Regions from separate parts of the Mus musculus genome. Here region 2 is linked to region 1. The links are chromatin loops, found by intact Hi-C in ENCODE. Cell type or tissue: heart. All regions are shown on one strand. Links, peaks and the distances in the headings refer to the core of each region. The heading gives the core; the rest is flanking DNA.

Region 1 (2,824 bases), core at 144-2,643:
TTTTTTTTTTTTTTTTTGCCAGCAAAAATTAAAACATCAATGAAACCTCTTTCAAATACTAACAAATTTACTTACAAACACCTATATTTATTATTTCATAAATAGGCGCAACAAGTTTCATAAAAAAAAGAAGAAAACGATTAAATACAGACACAGTATGGAGAAACAGTAACACAGAGCCATAGATAAAGAGGAGCACTTAGCTAGCGCGTTCCGGCCTGTTTCTGCAGCTAAGATGCCAGTGAGCATTTGGCAGCTTTATCCATAACAGGACTTGGATGACATTTACTAATCATTACACAAAAGTGATACAAAAAAGGATTTTTTTTTCTGCAATACAAAATAAATGTGTTTGCGCTTCCCTCCATACTAGCTTCTTTTTTGTCTGATCAATAAGACAAAGCCAAATTGTTTTTAAATTAAAATCATTTGGGAATATTTTTTCAAGTATTTTGAAAATATAGAACTATTAGTAAGTTGTTTTTAAAAATGAAGTAAAAATATGAATGTTTGCCAATTTTAATCCCTCTGTGAAATCAACAAACTGGGGTGAGCCAGTTTCAAATTACAATTTAGCTACAAAAACATTCACATTTTATACTCTAGGAGAGTGTAACATAGATGCTATTTACAAACTTGCTATGACTGCTACATCAAGCCATTTAAAAAGTCTTTAGTAGTTTCATATAAACACCCATTATGAAAACCAATGGAAAACCCAGGACCGTTTACCCCAGACATCTACCGTTGCTAAGGCAGTTACTAGAGCCGCAGCACTTCACAGCAAAACCAACAGAAATCAGAATGGTCCACACTTCCTTCTGGGAAGAGGAACAATGTCCATAAAAGATTAAAAAAATAATAAAGAAGCATGACTATTTCTTCCAGCGTGGGTGACCCACAAGCTCACATGGTCCTAAGTGCTTAGTAACTTGTATTTTCTAATCAAATGAAGAACTGCTTTGAGTGCGCAAAGCAATCCATGGTGAAAAGATTTCCCTGAACTCCTCAGTGGAAAGAAGAGGTGTCGAGATTTTCAGGTGAGATACAGCGCTTTGTCCCTCTGCATGCCCCTGTGTGGAGAGAAAACACGGTTACAAGAAAATCAGAATCACAGTGGGAGGGGGTGGCAGAGGGAGTTGGGGTGGTGAGGCTAGTATTATTTGTGCTAGCTCAAGCGCATAGATAGTTGACCTAAATCCCTAGGAAAGAGAAACATGGAGGCATTTGTTCTTGGAAAGACTAGAAGATGATGGCTCTACATTTTATGTATGTATGTATGTATGTATGTATGTATGTATGTATGTATGTATGTATGTATGTATGTAAGTTACTTTTCTGAAGCCTTCCTGGACATGAGGCCCCACTCCCGAACGGAGGCGCATGCTGTGAGACTCTCCACCACCAGGTGGCGATGGCCGGCCGCTTACCCACTACTGCAGTAGTCGGTACTCCAGTCCACGGGCTGTGGGGGCGGATTTCTGCACCCAGAACGCACGTACTCCATCGCTTGGGTGACAACTTGTGCAGCTGTAGATGTAGGGTTGATAATAGTCTGATAGTCGGGTTGAAGAGTAAATCCCTGAAGGAAAAGCAAATCTACATTTGAGAAAAGGCGGTACCTTTTAAAGCAAAGAGCAGAGACATAGTTATCCACACCCGCAAATATGGTAGGCCACCTCACTTCTGTAGGAACCAGCGGAAGGGGCTCCCTGACTTAGAGTAAAAAAGAAACACCCATCACCTCATTATCCTTACCTTTCCTTCGCTTAACCAGGTGTCCAAAACCCTTTCATTACACCCTTTGGCAGATACATTGAGTTGGGAAACAATTTAAAATATAGAAAAGCCAACTCAATGTAAGCAAAGGGAGAATGAACGTAAGCTTCTCACAGTTGATGGTTTCTATCAACCTAACACACATTAATGGTTAAGCCCCAGAGTAAGCGACCGAGCCTTCCTGAAGGATTCAGGCAGCAGGTGGCTGAGTGTTTTATTAGGCTACACCTATTCACACATTGTTACTCAAAACCCTTTTTTTCATTCAGTCACAATGGGACCATCTGCTGCTTTTTCTTTATTTGTATTTCTCTTATCAGCTAAAAATTTCAACCAAAGAGTTGTTTCTGTTTTGTTTTTTTTTTTTAAATCAGTTGTTGGACTAATACAGAGACAGAAAACAACTAGCCATTGGAAAACATAGGGACTAAAACATGTAAAGACAGAAAATATTTTTAATTGAAAACTCTCTTAGCTGGCAAACAATACTCAGACTTCAGGAAGATTCTTTTAATTCACTAGTGATGAAGTGTTGACTTTTAATCCCAGCAAAGCTATTAAAAATTCAAGGACGGAATCTCTGAAGTATATAGCTATATCTGGTAAACAAAACACATTATACACAATTTATTTTTAGCGTATCAGGTGAATTCAAGAGCAGCAGAAGCAGGCTTTGTTGGAAGTGACCACAGAAAGAAGCGGAATTAATCTCATGGCTGTCTCTGCAGCAGATTCTAGCCATGGTTTTTAACATCCAAGAAATCAAGATTCAAAATGCACCATGCACAATTTAGTTTCAAGTAGCTTTGGAAGGCGAAATATTACTGACATATTCCTTAAACTAAGCAGGATGGTGGGAGGGTTGATTTTTAAATAAGATTTTTCCTTAGACTTTTACTCATGTGTGGGTGGTCCCTCACATAGTGATTTGAAAACTATGTCTACTTCAATCTTCCTTAGCCCTCTGGTTGGCTTCTAGAGATCTACTGATTTACCATTCCACTGATAAGCCCATGTTACCCCGATAGACCCATGTCCATGTCTA
Region 2 (2,824 bases), core at 187-2,686, 1.3 Mb after region 1:
TATCACCCATACTGCAGTGAAGTGACACTGGGTATATCACCCACACTGCAAGGCAGGACCCATGCCCAGGCATACTGGACCACCACAGAAGGAGCGCAATGCTATTTTTGTTTCATGTTGCTTTATTTTGACATGTCTTGTCTCATTGGCCTTTTGCTGGGTTAATTTTTTTTTTTTTATTTTTGTGTTGTTTGGAGGGCAAGGATTGGGTTTCTTGTTCTGTTGTTGTTATTTGTTTATTTTTGAAAGAGAGAAAAGCATAACGTTGAAGTGAATAGGAGAAACTGGGAGAAGGGAAAACATGATCAAATATATTGAATTTTTTTCAAAAACAAAGGAAGAAGCACTCTTCAAGGGGAGTGGTGTTTTGCCACTGGCATTATTTGGACTAGCCGGTTCAGGGTGGTTAATCTCTGGGGCAAAACCTGATGTTTCCTTTGACAATCTACAACTCCTCGCAGCTGTCCCCAGTGCTCACTTTTTTCACAATTTTACAAATATGCCTGTGTTGCTCAGCCTCAAAGATTAAAATGTAATGAGGCTAAAACATTATAATGTAAAAATGAAATAAAATGTTAGTGTTCTTTAGGAAAGAATCTTTCATGACACTAGCCATATTGTTGATGCAGTAGAGAATTACCACCCCCCCCCTTTTTTTTTGGAGAAAACTGTTTCTACATTTAGAAAGCATACAGCTAACTCTTGATGTCTGGTTATTTCTGTTTTTAAGCTGGAATATTTAGACTACTTTATTTCACATATTCATTGACATATTTGGATGTAAGTCTGTGCATTTCCTACGTGATCCATTCTTCATTCCTCTCCACCAAGGAATTCTGCATTAACTGAGTAATTCTTTCATCACATCCCATCCTTGATATCTCTGACTCAACATATGTATTTACTAATGTGACTGCTGGACAGTTTGTAGCATGAATATCTACAATAACTTAGCACAAGTTGCTTTCAAGTGAGAACCTCTTCATGCATAGCACATGTTTCTCCCTCTGTACCATTCTTTGTCCCATTGCTACTAATCTTACAGTGTACAGTATTGCTTTTGATCGAAATTGACAAGAATATTTTAAGGACATAAAAAATATCAGAGGAAATGGCATTTTATATTTTTCTCTTCATATTCACCATATCTGGCATTATTTCATTATAAAACTGTTTCTACTTGTATCGTTTCCCTCAAGCCAGGAGAACTTTCTTTCACACTGCTTATAGTGCAAGATTATTGGCAATGAATTCTCTCAGCTGTAGTTTTATTGAAATAAAAATGGGTTTTCTAAGGAACATTTTAAGGGAATACAGAATATCAATTTGACAGTCCCCTCCTCTGACATTTTGAAGCTGTGTACTGTTGTCATCCGGATTGCAAATTTTTCATAAGAACTCTGAAATTATTTTCATCTGTGCTCCTATGGACAGTGATCCCTGATAGGGGGCAATTTTCTCCCCAAGGGAAATAGACAGCATCTGCAGACACTTTGATTGCCACTGAGGGGTGTTGTTACTGCCATCTAGTGGGCAAAGGTGAAGGATGTTGCTAAACATTCTCAATACAAGAATGCTCCCTCAATCAAGGAATTATCTGCACATTTCCTACAGTGCTGAAGCTGAGGACCCTTGCAGTGTGGAAAGTGTGTCCATTTTAATAAGAATCATTTCCATATTTTTGTATTTCTCACTGACTTTAAAAACATTTGATTGTGATTAATTTTTCTTCATATATTTAAGCCTTACCCTTTTCATTAAGATGAGAAATACTTTGGTCATTATCTGCAAGGATTTCTTCTACCCATCATCCCTTCTCTCTCCTTCTGAAACTCTATTACATATATTGTAGCCACTCGGTCTTAGCTCACACATGCTTAAGAAGGCCACTCAGCCATTCCCTCCACCCTCTTCTCCTTCCTTCTGCATTAGATTTCTAGTGTCAAGCTCATTTTAACTGCTTGCTTTATTTTTTCATAATATACAGTAAATTCAATATTTAGTATCTGAAATTTTCATTTGCCTCTATTTTCTATCATCTGTGTCTTTTCTCGTGTTCATCTTTTAACATATATACACTTAAACATTGTCATAAACACTGTTTTAAAATTCCTCTTTGAGAATAGAAAGATAAAGAATCGTTCCTCACTGGGCACAGTTACAGATAGACAGGAATCCAGCATGCTGTCCTACTAAGATAACTATAGATTACATATTGCACATTTAAAGCTCTAGAAGAAAATATTCTGAAAGTTTTCACCATAAAGAAAGGATAAATGTTGAAAAGATAAATACTTTAACACAAAATAATATATTAATATGTACAAGTTTTGACTTTGTGGATCAGTTGAAAATAAATACAAAAATAAAAACAATAGGGAAAACTAATAGAAGTCAACATATGTATATATCCTAAAGATTCTTATTTGTGGGAGTACTGTCATTTTACTTTGCTGGTGTGTGTGTGTGTGTGTGTGTGTGTGTGTGTGCGTGTGTGTGTGTGTTTTAAATCACCCCATTTTCCCATAGTGCTGAGGAGTGAACCCAGGGTTTTAAACATTAAACAAGCACTCTAACACACTCCCAGTCTTTTCTTCCTGCATTTTGTTGGTATATATTAATTACACAAATCATGGGTTTAATAAAATTCTCCATATAGCATGTACTAATTAGCCCATGTTACCATCTCCTGTTTCCCTCTACCTGCCCCCATTCATTCTTTCCCACATTCCAGTCTCTCTTCTACTTTCACGTTTTTTACATTGAAATTAGAACACCTCATCTGAGAGAAAAAGTGAGATTTGTTTTTCTGAGTCTGGCTAAA

What was found. A loop is a pair of places that touch in the nucleus more often than their neighbours do. Peaks named below come from ENCODE experiments on the same cell type or tissue, not always from the same donor. Only the 100,000 strongest peaks of a DNase experiment are listed, where the experiment ranks them.
Region 2: a loop joins it to region 1, with 7 times the contacts of the local background. A loop is called at or near these places in 3 of 42 quality-filtered maps.

The regions. Positions count from the first base shown.
Region 1 is chr4:6,687,389-6,690,212 of GRCm38, forward strand. It overlaps Tox (thymocyte selection-associated high mobility group box), which reads right to left. Exons shown (of 9, transcript NM_145711.5): 8 at 1,431-1,582; 9 at 1-1,073. The coding sequence ends at 1,037. Among named protein-coding and RNA genes, the nearest start is that of Gm11802, 12 kb to the right of the region's middle. In heart, for the core only: a CTCF peak has its summit at 1,406 (motif pointing right); a DNase peak (open chromatin) is centred at 1,443.
Region 2 is chr4:8,003,840-8,006,663 of GRCm38, forward strand. No RefSeq gene overlaps it. Among named protein-coding and RNA genes, the nearest start is that of Gm23860, 180 kb to the left of the region's middle. In heart, for the core only: a CTCF peak has its summit at 1,531 (motif pointing left); no DNase peak of the experiment used is centred there.